3 separate regions of the Homo sapiens genome follow, and all the other regions are linked to region 1. A link is a contact called in ENCODE Hi-C or POLR2A ChIA-PET data. All regions are on one chromosome and are shown on one strand. The core of a region is the stretch at or near the end of the contact, and the rest is flanking DNA. Distances in the headings are between cores, read along the strand shown.

Region 1 (4,285 bases), core at 612-3,111:
AGGCCGAGGTGGGTGGATCACGAGGTCAGGAGATCAAGACCATCCTGGCTAACACGTTGAAACCCCGTCTCTACTAAAAATACAAAAAAAATTAGCTGGGTGTGGTGGCATGTGCCTGTAGTCCCAGCTACTTGGGAGGCTCAGCAGCAGAATTGCTTGAACCAGGGGAGGCAGAGATTGCAGGGGAGGCGGAGGTTGCAGTGAGCAGATTGCGCCGCTGCACTCCAGCCTGGGTGACAGAGCGAGACTCCGTCTCAAAAAAGAGGAAAAGAAAGGAAAAGGAAAAGAAAAGGAAAGGAAAGGAACGGAAGAAAGAAACAAAAATATAAAATACTTATTTCTTTTTCTTGCCAAGCACCATGCTCTGGGGTTTGCATGCATTATTTCTTACTTACTCTTTCAAGACAACTTTGTGATGTAGAGTACTATTAGCACCATTTAACCAAGGTGAATGTTAGCTTTAGAATAAGGTTGGATTAAGTTTCCTCCATTTCAGGAAACCGTAAATCCCCTTATAAGCGATGAAAACAAAGTTAAGAGCTGCGACCAGTTTCTTAGGGACTTTCGGTAAATAAAACTCTTGGCTTATTTTCTGCCCTTACCGGGAGCGTCTTCGGTGCGGGGATCGCGAGCGGCTCCTTCTCCGATCTCTCTCCCGAGACCTGGACCTTTCTCGGCGCCTGCGTTCTCTCTCCCGGGATGTGGACCGGGAACGCCTACGTTCTAATGCAAACGCACACAAATTGCAGAACTGATAATTACCTCAAATATCTAGAGCTGCGCCGTCCAGTAGAAAAATAATGCAAACCATTACTAGTCACATTAAAAAGGTAAAAAGAGGCTGGGAGCGGTGGCTCACGCCTGTAATCCCAGCACTTTGTGAGGCTGGCGGGCGGATCACAAGGTCAGGAGTTCGAGACCAGCCTGGCCAACGCGGCGAAACCCCGTCTCTAATAAAAATACAAAAATTAGCCAGGCGTGGTGGCACGGACGGGTAATCCCAGCTACTCGGAAGGCTGAGGCATGAGAATCGCTTGAACCCAGGAGGTGGAGGTTGCAGTGAGCTGAGATCGGCCACTGCACTCCAGCCTGGGCGGGCGACAGAGCGAGACTCTGTCTCATTAAAAATAAATAAATTGATTTAAAAAAAAAACGAATCAGGGGCAGAACCGAGGGTCTAAGTTAGATCTCCTAATGGAAGTCCAGGGTTCTTTACGTCGCGCTGCCTCATTTATGGGGCTGGTAGCCAGAAAACATTACGAAGTGAGCTCCCAGGACTCAAAATTCTTAATATCGATTTCCCTGTAATGACCTGGGCAGGAATCTAACATTTATTAAGTATTTAAGAACCAGGCAGAATCACATACTGTATGTTATGGGATGTGACATTAATTCTCACATCAGTTTTTAAAAGTTGGCAATACTACCCTCAATGACTCATTCTGGGAATTCGATTCAGAAAGGCTGAGTAGTGACTTGCCCACCGTCGCCCAGAAATTCAGCAAAGGAACTGAGGTCTAATTCTAAACCCACCGGCCACAGTGTAATAAAAGTTATTGTATGAAGGTGACAAAGACTTAATGAAACTAATTCAGAGACAAACAACTGCCTTCAAACCGGAGAGGGCGGGCTGAAGAGGGCAGGGCCCAGGTCTACGTTCCTTTATCCACCCCTCGCTCTCCGCCTGGGAAAAGGGCCCGCCTCTCTGCTACGCGGCTACCAAAAACAAAACAAAATAAAACAAAAGGGACAGGCCTCCAACAGAGCCCCATATCCTCCGAATTGCTACAGGACTCACCCCTCCGTGGAGAGCGGCTGCGACTGCGACCCATTTGGAGTCCCGCTTCCCGGAAACAACTGTGCAACAACTTCCGGGAGGGCCGGGAACCGAGCTTTTACCGCCGACCAGAAAACGTCAAAACGAGTTGCGAGGGTTCCGGTCTTCTTTGTTCACGGTGGGCATTAAAACATGCGATTTGGTGTTATTATAGAAATTCCTGGAAAATTCAGCCGTATACCCATTATCCTAACACAGCTTTCATTTTTCCCCCATTTTTGTCCACATGCACAAAATAGAGCAAACCAATTGTAAACATAGCATAGACAAACAGCTTATGTTCTTCCACTTTTCCACATAACATTCATAAGGAGTGAATATACCAAAGTTCACTGTCCATCTGCTTTATATTTTCTCATGCCAGCATTGAGAAGGCACCCAAAACCTCCTATGGGCTCTTGGAAGGAAAACTAAAGGCCCCAGATTCCATCCTACCCGACAAAGTACTTCCCCAAAGTTGCCTCTGTCCTCAGGGAAAACAACAACAACAACAACAAAAACTTTAGAATGTTCAAAACTACAAAAATTAGGAGAAAGACTGTCTTGCCCCAAGGCTGAACCGTCTGTGGTAGAGCATAAATATGCTTACCAGGAAAGACTCAAACCTCTATTTCTTATTTTATTTTATTTTGTTCCAGGGTACATTTGCAGGATGTGCAGTTTTGTTACATAGGTAAATGTGTGCCATGGTGGTTCGCTACACCTATCAACCCATTAAGCCTTGCATCTATTAAGCTATTCTTCCCAATGCTCTCCCTCTCCCCAGCTCCTCCCCCTACAGGCCCCAGTGTGTGTTGTTCCTCTCCCTGTGCCCATGTGTTCTCATTGTTCAGCTCCTACTTATAAGTGAGAACATGCAATGTTTGGTTTTCTGTTTCTGTGTTAGTTTGCTGAAGATAATGGCTTCTAGTTCCATCCATGTCCCTGCAAAGGACATTATCTCGTTCCTTTTTATGGCTGTGTAGTATTCCATGGTGTATACGTACCACATTTTTTTAATCCAGTCTATCATTGATGGGCATTTGGGTTGATTCTATGTCTTCGCTATTGTGAATAGTACTGCAGTGAACATATGCGTGCAAGTATCTTCGTAATAAAATTATTTATATTCCTTTGGGTATATACCCAGTAATGGGATTGCTGGGTCAAATGGTATTTCTGGTTTTAGGTCTTTGAGGAAACACCACATTGTCTTCCACAATGGTTGAGCTAATTTACATTCCCACCAACAGTGTAAAAGTGTTGAACCTCTGTTTCTAATCAAACCAACTCTTTTCAGTCAGCTCTCTCTAGAATTATCAAGTCTAGTGACCTGGCTTTTAAAATACAAAGAGCTGGGGGATGGAAAGGGACTTTATTAGGTTGGAAAAAATGCCCACCAATCACATAAATTTTTAATTAGATTTATACATTCAGAGTGGCCTGTTTAATACCTGTCCCAACCCAAACTTCCAGGAAAGATCCAGCCATGACATCTAGGATTTCTACCAACAGCCCCAACCCCCAGATGCCTTTGGAATTACCCTGGCAAAGCATGCACTAGGTGTAGAATGGGGAGGTTCAAGGGAGGTGCAGACCCCAGGGAAGAAGATTTAGGGACATCATTGGAGAAACACACCACTAATGATAGCCAGGCGTGGTGACGCATGCTTGTAATCCCAGCTACTTGGGAGGCTGAGGCAGGAGAATTGCTTGAACCTGGGAGGTTGAGGTTGCAGTGAGCTGAGACTGCGCCACTGCACTCCAGCCTGGGCGACAGAGTGGGACTCCGTCTCAAACAAAAAAAAAAAAAAAGAAAGAAGAAGCACACCACTAATGATTGAAGAAATTATCCACAGGAAAGACAGGATTTATGGGAAGCCTAAGGGGGTATGTACTAGATGTGTAAGAGAGGAAGAACATGGTGGCCTCAGGTGGTGGCTGAAAATACTCTTTCTTTCTCTTTCTCTTTCTCCTTCTCCCCTCAGGGCTGGGGTCTCATCTGATGAAAATGCTTTTTAAGAAACCCCTCACCCGGCGCGGTGGCTCACGCCTGTAATCCCAGCACTTTGGGAGGCCGAGGCGGGCGGATCACGAGGTCAGGAGATCGAGACTACAGTGAAACACCGTCTCTACTAAAAATACAAAAAATTAGCCGGAGGTGGTGGCGGGTGCTTGTAGTCCCAGCTACTCGGGAGGCTGAGACAGGAAAATAGTGTGAACCTGGGAGGTGGAGCTTGCAGTGAGCCGAGATCGCGCCACTGCACTCCAGCTGGGCGGTAGAGTGAGACTCCGTCTCAAAAAAAAAAAAAAAAAAAAAAAAAAAAAGAAACCCCTCTAGGACTAAAAATGATTGGAAGGTATGCTGGGGATCAGTTGAATACACAAAGATTTTTTGAATGCATGCGATGCACAGGACACTATACCCCTTTGGCACTAGATTGAAAAGATGAGTAAGACATGGTCCCT
Region 2 (4,285 bases), core at 1,297-3,796, 230 kb before region 1:
ATCACTTCAGATGTTTGTTTCTTTTGAATTTTCCATTGGTATTCATTTTCTTATTTATTTGCAAGCACTTCCTACATAGCAAGAATAACAACATTTTGTTTTCATGTGTGTTGCAAATAGGTTTTCCCAGTTTGCCTATTGTTTTTTAACCTTGCCCGTTTGGAATAGCTTCAAGCCACATCATCTGATGGGAATGGAGGTCACCCTAACAGTGATACTGCAATGTCACTAATTCAATAACCACCAAATTTACTGCTAATAATCGCCAACATTTACTGAACATGCACCATATGCTTCATGTGCCATTAATCCACAAAATTACCCTATAAAGTAGGTACTATTTTTAGTTTCATTTTGTAGATGAAGAAACAGAAATAGGAGAGGCTAAGTAATGTGCCTAGTTACCCAGCCTAGTAAGGGATGGAATGTGGGGCTTGAACCCAGCCCTGACTCCTAAGTCCAGTTTCCAACCCTGCACTGTCCAATACAGTGACCGCAGGTAGCTATAGAGCACTTCACATGTAGCCAGCCTGATTTCAGAGACCAAGTGTAAAAAAAAGAATGTCAGATATCTCATTATTAAAAAATTTTTTTTTCAACAGGGTCTTGCTTTGTCACCCAGGCTGGAGTGCACTAGTGTGAACACAGCTCACTGCAGCCTCAACTTCCTGGGCTCAAACGATCCTCCCACCTCAGCCTTCTGAGTAGCTGGAATCACAGGTGTGTGCCACCATGCCCAGCCTCTCATTATTAATTTAAAAATTGGCCAGGTGTGATGGCTTACGCCTGTAATCTCAGCACTTTGGGAGGCTGAGGCAGGCAGATCACCTGAGGTCAAGAGTTTTGAGACCATCCTGACCAACAAGGTGAAACTCTGTCTCTACTAAAAATACAAAAATTAGCCGGGCATGATGGCATGCCTGTAATCCCAGCCACCCGGAAGGCTGAGGCAGGAGAATCGCTTGAACCCAGGAGGCTGCAGTGAGCCAAGATCGCACCACTGCACACCAGCCTGGGCAACAGAGCAAGACTCCATCTCAAAAAAAAAAAAAAAAGTGCCTACTGAAAAATTGTTAACATGATTCTGTTTACATTTCTGTTGACAGCATCTTCTATCCACTTTCCTACATAATCATCCTTCACTTGGGTGAAGACAGTCTGTGTGATCACCTGAGTCTTCTCTTCTCTAGTTATATCAAAAGGCTTGCGCCTTTTAAATCTGTTGATAAACTGAAACCTCCTTGCTTCCTGGTTTTCTTACATGAATTGAGATCATCCCAGGACCTCACTGTCTTGAACAAGCTCAGTTCTCTCCACTCTTCCTCACAGATGATTTCTCATAGGACCAAATTTTGTCATCCTTGTTGTCCACATCTCAATATTCTCCAGGTTATGGCTATCTCTATCCCTCTTGCCCTCCAAAATGAGACCACAGGCGGGGCACAGTGGCTCATGCTTGTAATCCCAACACTTTGGGAAGCCAAGGCAGGCAGATTCCTTGAGCCCAGAAGTTGGACACCAGCCTGGGCAATGAAGTGAAACCCCTTCTCTACCAAAAAAAAAAAAGAAAGAAAGAAAAGAAAATAAATTTTTAAAAAAGGGGAGACAATCCTCCAGAGAACCGTTGCAGATGTCCCAGAAAGGTGATGCTCCCAAGTGCACAGGGACAGAAAGTAGAATGGTGGTTGCCAGGAGCTGGGTAGAGGGGAATGAGGGAGTTGTTTCACGGGTACAGAGTTTCAGTTTAGGATGATGGAAGAGTTCTAGAGATGGATGATGGTGGTGAGTGCACAACCACGTGACTATTTAGTGCCACTAAACTGTACACTTAAAAATTGATTAAAATAAGCTTTATGTTGTGTACATATTACCACAAATACAATAAAAGAAATGAAGTTCTCATACGTGCTGCAGCAGGGATGAACCTTGAAAAGATTATGCTAAGTGGCCGGGCATGGTGGCTCACACGCCTGTAATTACAGCACTTTGGGAGGCTGTGGCAGGAGGATCGTTTGAGCTAAGGAGCTGGAGACCAGCGTGGGCAACATGGCGAAACCTGGTCTCTACCAAAAATACAAAAATTAGCTAGGCAGTGGTGGCAGCGCACCTGTAGTCCCAGCTATTTGGGAGGCTGAGGTGGGAGGATCACTTGAAACCCGGAGGTGGAGGTTGCAGTGAGCTGAGCGCCACTGTGCCCCAGCCTGGGCGACAGAACGAGACCGTGTCTCAAAGAAAAAAAAATAAAAAATAAAAAACCTTGTACTAAGCAAAATAAGCCGACACAGAAGGACGAATATTATATGATTCCACTTATACGAAATACCTAGAATAGGTAAATTCATTAGACAATTAGCCAAAGTGTATCAGAGGAGGTTGGGGGGATGCTGAGGGGAGGGGAAAAGAAAAAAGAAAATCAAGGGGTGGGAAGCAAATGGCTGCGGGGTAGAAGGGGAGTGGGCTGCCGCTTGGGTGTGTGGGCGTCAGGGGGAGACGGGACAGGCGATTTAGGCCCTGCGCGCAGGCGCCCCTGCGCTCCCGCCGTACGCAGCTGTCTTTGTCTGGGGCGGCGGCAGCGTGGCAGGAGCGAGGGGCGCCCCGACCCGTCCCCTCTGCCCTCCACTACCCCTGCCGGCTCCAGCCCGTCCGTGTCTCACCGTCTTTATTTAACAAAGAACGGAGAGACTATAAATGACCCTGAGCAGAGTGGCTGCGAGCAGGGCCCCTGGGGCGTCCCACGGGCGTCATCCTAGCCGCGTGAGCGCCGAGCTTGGGCACCGGGGGGGTTGGCGTGCTTGTACACTTGCTCCGTTTTCTCTGTAAGTACTAAGGATTCCCCTGCCGCCCTCTTCCTCATTTTCCACCATCCCAATTTACACAAGCATTAGTATTTTTTTTTTTTTTTTTGAGACGGCGTCTCGCTCTGTCACCCAGGCTGGAGTGCAGTGGCGCGATCTCGGCTCACTGCAAGCTCCGCCTCCCGGGTTCACGCCATTCTCCTGCCTTAGCCTCCCGTGTAGCTGGGACTACAGGCGCCCGTCACTACGCCCGGCTAACTTTTTGTATTTTTAGTAGAGACGGGGTTTCACCGTGGTCTCGATCTCCTGACCTCGTGATCCGTCCGCCTCGGCCTCCCAAAGTGCTGGGATTACAGGCGTCAGCCACGCGCCCGGCCACAAGCATTAGTATTTACTTCCGTAATTTCCCCATGCCCATGTAACATCACACACACACACACACACACACACACACACGTTTGCTTTTGTTTTCCAAGATGGCATCTAGTAGGCGCTTCTCTTTGTTTTGCTTTTCTAGTACACCGTGGAACCCCAAATCCCAGCTGGGATTCACTCTTTTCTAATGGCTGAACATTCATCCGGGGCATGAAGGCAGCTCAGTTCATTTCATCATTCCTTTGTTTCCTCTGTTTTGCCACCAGAAACTGCCGCGATGAATGTCAGTCCCCAGAGCCGGAACCGTTCCCGGTTTTCTCTACTTGGATCTGAGAACTCTGTCCCTCCAGCCCTGCGAGCGCTTTGCCAGGGTGACGGGCGGAAATGTCCCCGCATCCGTGCCTGCTTTCCCAGATGGGACCCTCCAGCAGTCCCCTCCACTGCCCGTGCTTCCTCCTAACCACTTCCCCCCAGCGACCGCGGAAGGCGCTTCCTCCCCCGCAGCGCGAGCCCCAAGCTCCTCCAGAGCCCCAGCTCTCCCCGCCCCCTTCCCGACCTTGTTTCATATGACCCCTCCCCCGCACATACTCAATTTCGTCTTCCCAAGGCGCCCACTCTCCACATCCTGATGAAAAAAAGAGCCGGCTGCTGTCCTATGTTATTGTCATACTTCTTTCCTCCCGTGCACTACACAACTTGAACAACTTTTTTTTTTCTTTTTTTGAGAAAAGGTCTCGAACTGTCGCCCAGGCTGGAGTACAGTGGCACGATGATGGCTCACTGCAGCCTCGCCCTCTCTGGGCACAGGTGATCCTCCTGCCTCAGCTTCCCAAGAAGCTGGTACTACAGGCGCGTGCCACCACTATTGGCTAATTTTAATTTTTTTTTAACCACAGGGTCTCGCTATGTTGCCCAGGCTGGTCTCGAACCCCTAGGCTCAAGGGATCCTCTCACCTCAGCCTCCCAAAGCGTGAGATTACAGGCGTGAGCCACCGCGCCCCGCGGTAAATACTATTCCAAGGAAATGGCACCTGAGTTTGAGGAGATTAATCGGGTTTACTGCAGGGAAGGAGCATTGGCCCTGGTGGCCAGAGGCAAGGGTACGAACCTGACCC
Region 3 (4,285 bases), core at 1,170-3,669, 150 kb after region 1:
AATTGCAGTGAAAACAAACCCTCAAGGGCTAGGTTTGGACCAAATTGCAGCTCAAATCCCAAGCAAAATGTTTTTGAGGTTTCTTGTTTTAGATTTAAAAGGTATACAATTTTTGGATTCTACTTCAAAATATATCTGTGATTGTTTTAGTATAAAAAGTGTTTTTTAATTTCAAATATTTGTGTAAAAATGACACTCAAAGAAAATCTCCTCCTCTTGTTTTTGTTTGTTTGTTTGTTTGTTTTTCAGACAGGGCCTCACTCTATTACCCAGGCTGCAGTGCAATGGTGTGATCATAACTCACTGCAGCCTTGAACTCCTGGGCTTAAGTGAAACTCCCTCCCAGCCTCCCAAGTAGCTGGGACTACAGGTGGGTGTCACCATGCCCAAGTAATTTTTAAAATTTTTGTAGAGACGGGGTCTTGCTATGTTGCCCAGGCTTCCCCACCCCTTGTTTATTCTGGAACTTCAGGTACTCCCTGGCACACTGCCCACAATCCCCAGTGCCTGCCACTCATCTTTATCTCCCTTGGAGAAAAGCAGGCTTAGTCTAAAAGCAGATAATAAATGAGCTCAGGAAAACAAATGAGTGGCTGGACATAAACAAAGAAACATGCCACTGGACATGAGCCTGGGGATGACCAGGAGGCTCACCCTTTAAACACCAAGGCCTGGAGTGGTACATGGCTTGACTGTGCGGGTTACTCTCTAAATTGCTTGCAGAGAAACATTATCCCTAACCAAATGCAAGAACATCTAGGAGGGAAATTCACAGAAGCCCTTGATCCAGTAGTTGTGTGTCTGTGCCTGTCTATGTGTGGGTGGGGGCAGGGGTGTACTTGTGTCTCTATCTTCAATCAACAGAAATCTGACATGAGCTGAATGAGGATGGCCTTGGCCTGATAGGGCTCTGGAGAGTCAGCAGCTCTTGGGTCATGGGGTTATCCGTTTTCTTATCCCTGTCCACTTCCTCTCCTACTTGCTCTTCCACCTGTGTCTGAGAATTCCCTGGCAACTAAAAACCTAGGGTTTGGCCGCTGGGCACGGTGGCTCATGCCTGTAATCCCAGCACTTTGGGAGGCTAAGGCAGGTGGATCACCTGAGGTCAGGAGTTCAAGACCAGCCTGACCAACATGTTAAAACCCCATCTCTACTAAAAATACAAAAATTAGCCAGGCGTGTTGGCACACGCCTGTAGTCCCAGCTACTCGGGAGGCTGAGGCAGGAGAATCTCTTGAACCCAGAAGGCGGAGGTTGCAGTGAGCAGAGATCATATCACTGCGCTCCAGCCTGGGCAACAGAGCAAGACTCCATCTCAAAAAAAAAAATCTAGGGTTTGGTTATCAATAGAGTTACCAGTTACCTCCTGAATAGCTGAGACTATAGGCACGTGGTGGCATGCACCTGTAGTCTCAGCTACTCAGGAGGTTGAGGTGGGTGAAACACCTGAGCCTGGGAGGCAGAGTGAACTGTATCCAGCCACTGCACTCCAGCCTGGGCTACAGGAGTGAGACCTCGTCTCAAAACAAAACAAAACAAAAAATTAAAGGGCAAACAGTAGGGAGTGGAAGGGGGTGGTGGGGTGTCATGGACTGGTGGGCAGGAGAATGGATAACTTGGAGAGGGACACCTTATCTATCCTTCCCACTGTCAGCAGGAGAGAGCAGATGCCCAGTTCCATGTAAAGCACGAGTTATGCAGGACCCACTCTGCTCTGTCAGCTCAGAAGACTTGCATTGCCCCGGGGGTCACTTCTGCCGGTAAATGGTTGAGAAGCCTTCCTCCTTGGCACCAAAGTCTCCAGCTGGTCAAAGTCATGACAAAATGCTGAGACTGCGCCACCAGCCAACTCAAGTCATGGACCCTATAATAATCAGACTCCGATGTGCCGGGCACTGTGCCGAGGGCATTAGACACACGAGAAGGTAAGAAAGTGGTAAGGATCTAGGAGAAAGGAGTAAGTTTCTTAAATGGAGTAAAGAATTAAAAAGTAAACTGTAAGAGGTGTTAGGAGGAGTTAGCTACAGGCAAGATTATCTCGGTCCTTTCTTTTTGATGCAAAGCCTAGCACATGGACTGAATAAATAACTGCCGTGGTCTCTGACCCGCGTCCTGAGCCGTGTAAGCGGCCCTGGATGTCCTGGATGGTGCCAGCGGTTAAGCACCGCGCTCGCCTCCCTCTCGCCCACCCGGAGCGAGTCCAGGGCCCGCTGGCCCCCTCCACCCTGTGGCCGCCCGGGCTTGCCCGCAAGCCGGCGGCGAGCACCCACTCTGGGGTGCAGCGCGGAGCCGGGCATCCCCGCGAGACGCTCCCGGGCCACGCTCCCCGTTCCCTGAGCCCAGGACCCCCGGCCCGGAGCCCCTTTACCCCTCGTACCGAGGCCGGGCTGCGCTCCTCCTCTGCGGCTGCGGAGGTCACACCCTACTCAGGGCCAGACAGCGGGTCTTATCCGGGACGGATCCGCCCCACTGTGGGGTGGAGACTGAGCCCAAGTTCCTGGTTGTTCCTCTGCCCACGAGACCGGAAAATCCCTCTCTAGGGGAAGCGCACCTGGGGCCCCGGGCCGGGACGGCCGCGCCAGGAGCTCTCGGAGAGGCAGGCCTCGACCCCCGGCGGGTCCGCCCTCCACACGTGCCTGCTCCCCAGGCCCGCCCGGTCCCCCGGCCTCGCCCCCTGCCCGGATTGGACAGTGTCCCCAGTATCGCCAGCCCCGCTCCTGGCCGCGCAGGGTGGGAGCAGTTGGATTCTTGGGGTCCCGTTTCCCGGGCGCTCCACACCCTCGGAGGGCCGAGCCCGGGCCACCTCGCCAGTTCCTCCCTGCGCCTGCCGCGCCCAGCTCCGCGCCAAGCCGGAGTCCCGCGGCAAATCCGCGCTTCCCCCCACCTCGGGAAACCGTTCGTCTCCCAACGGCAGGTCGTGCCGAGCCCGTGGCCGGAAAAGTAGAAAGTGAAATCTGAAGGATACATTTCATTCCCCTCTTTCACATGAAAACACACATTCCCAAAAGTTTCCAGCACTTCCCTCTTCCCTGTGCGCCCAGCAGGCCAGGAAAGCTTTGGAGTAGGAGTTAGGAGCAGCCCCGGATCTTTGTACTCCTGTGAGTGACTAAAGTTTAGACACTGTCCGTAGCTCCCAGGTTCGGCTTGGCGCGGCGCTCATCCCTTGTAATAGTTCTGTGTTTTCATATCTGCTTCCCCTGCTGGACGCAGCCTCTTGAAGACACCAACTAGGGCTAGGTCGTCTTTGCACCCATGCCCAGCACCGATTTCGCCACGTAGTGAATGCTTGCAGAATGAATCCGTTGAGTCTATAGGCAAATTCAGTTTTTTTAAAAAACAGAGAATAGCCCGTTTGGGGAGTGTTTTCCATCCGACACATCAAAATCTAAGTGGTTAATGGCACCCTTAAAGCTGGAGAGGTAACATTAAATTATTTCATTAAGATGTAATTTTAAAAGGTGGTTTAATATGGTTTAGAGCACGGGTTTTAGGATCAGACTGATTTGGATACTAAAACTGGTTCTGCCTCTTTTATCTGCATATGATAACTTAAAAAATTAAGGCTGGGCACAGTGGCTCATGCCTGTAATCCCAGCACTTTGGGAGGCCAGGGCAAGTGGATCACTTTAGCCCAGGAGTTCGAGATAAGCCTGGCCAATGTGGTGAAATCCCATCTCAAAAAAAAAAAAAAAAAAAACATATATATAGCCGGGTGTGGTGGCATGCGCCTGTAGTCCCAGCTATTCAGTCGGATGAGGTGGGATAAACACCCAAGCCCGGGAGGCAGAGGCTCAGTAAGCTGAGATTGCGCCACTGCACGCCAGCCTGGGCGACAGAGTGAGACATTGTCTAAAAAAAAAAAAAAAAAAAAAGAGGAAGAAAGAAAAGAAAAAGAAAGAAAAAAAGAAAAGAAAACAAAAAATAAATAAATAATTAGCCGGGTGCATAGCCACGCCTGTAGTCCCAGCTACTAGCCAGGCTGAAGCAGGAGGATCACTCTAAACCCAGGAGTTCAATGTTGCTGTGAGCTATGACTGCACCACTGCACTCCAGCCTGGGCGACAGGGTGAGACCTTGTCTCAAAACAAAAACAAAAACAAAAACAAAACAAAACAAAAAATTAAAGGTCAAACAGTAGGAAAAAAAATGAAATACAGATAATTCATTTCTTAAGCAAGATTAGAGAGACACTGCATCCCTTACAAGCAACAATTAGGCCAGGTGAGGTGGCTCAGACTGTAATCCCAACACTTTGGGAGGCCCAGGTGGTTGCTTGAGGCTAGGA

What was found. A loop is a pair of places that touch in the nucleus more often than their neighbours do. ChIA-PET counts read pairs that join two places held with the same protein, here RNA polymerase II (POLR2A). Pooled maps may share reads with other maps.
Region 2: a loop to region 1 is called in a pooled map, with 4 times the contacts of the local background. The contact joins the promoter of LINC01816 here to the promoter of SNRNP27 in region 1. A Hi-C loop is called at or near these places in 5 of 50 pooled maps. POLR2A ChIA-PET finds 5 or more read pairs at or near these places in 10 of 52 experiments (CD4-positive, alpha-beta memory T cell, GM12878, H1 and 7 more).
Region 3: a map of PC-9 shows a loop between it and region 1 (5-fold over the local background). The contact joins the promoter of ANXA4 here to the promoter of SNRNP27 in region 1. A Hi-C loop is called at or near these places in 3 of 168 maps with a recorded cell type or tissue (PC-3, PC-9 and mammary epithelial cell), 2 of 37 single-sample maps with no recorded cell type and 12 of 50 pooled maps. POLR2A ChIA-PET finds 5 or more read pairs at or near these places in 8 of 52 experiments (A549, AG04450, RWPE1 and 4 more).

What each region holds. Positions count from the first base shown.
Region 1 is chr2:69,891,532-69,895,816 of GRCh38, reverse strand. SNRNP27 (small nuclear ribonucleoprotein U4/U6.U5 subunit 27) reads right to left here and starts at 1,861. Exons shown (of 6, transcript NM_006857.3): 1 at 1,799-1,861; 2 at 603-723. The coding sequence starts at 1,832. RefSeq lists enhancers at 366-1,300, 1,499-1,558, 1,301-2,236.
Region 2 is chr2:70,123,577-70,127,861 of GRCh38, reverse strand. LINC01816 (long intergenic non-protein coding RNA 1816) reads left to right here and starts at 2,546. Exons shown (of 2, transcript NR_024444.1): 1 at 2,546-2,816; 2 at 3,437-3,826. RefSeq lists a silencer at 2,631-2,925 and enhancers at 3,252-4,057, 4,058-4,285.
Region 3 is chr2:69,740,268-69,744,552 of GRCh38, reverse strand. It overlaps ANXA4 (annexin A4), which reads right to left and starts at 2,419. Exons shown (of 13, transcript NM_001153.5): 1 at 2,378-2,419. RefSeq lists silencers at 2,151-2,390, 2,601-2,780.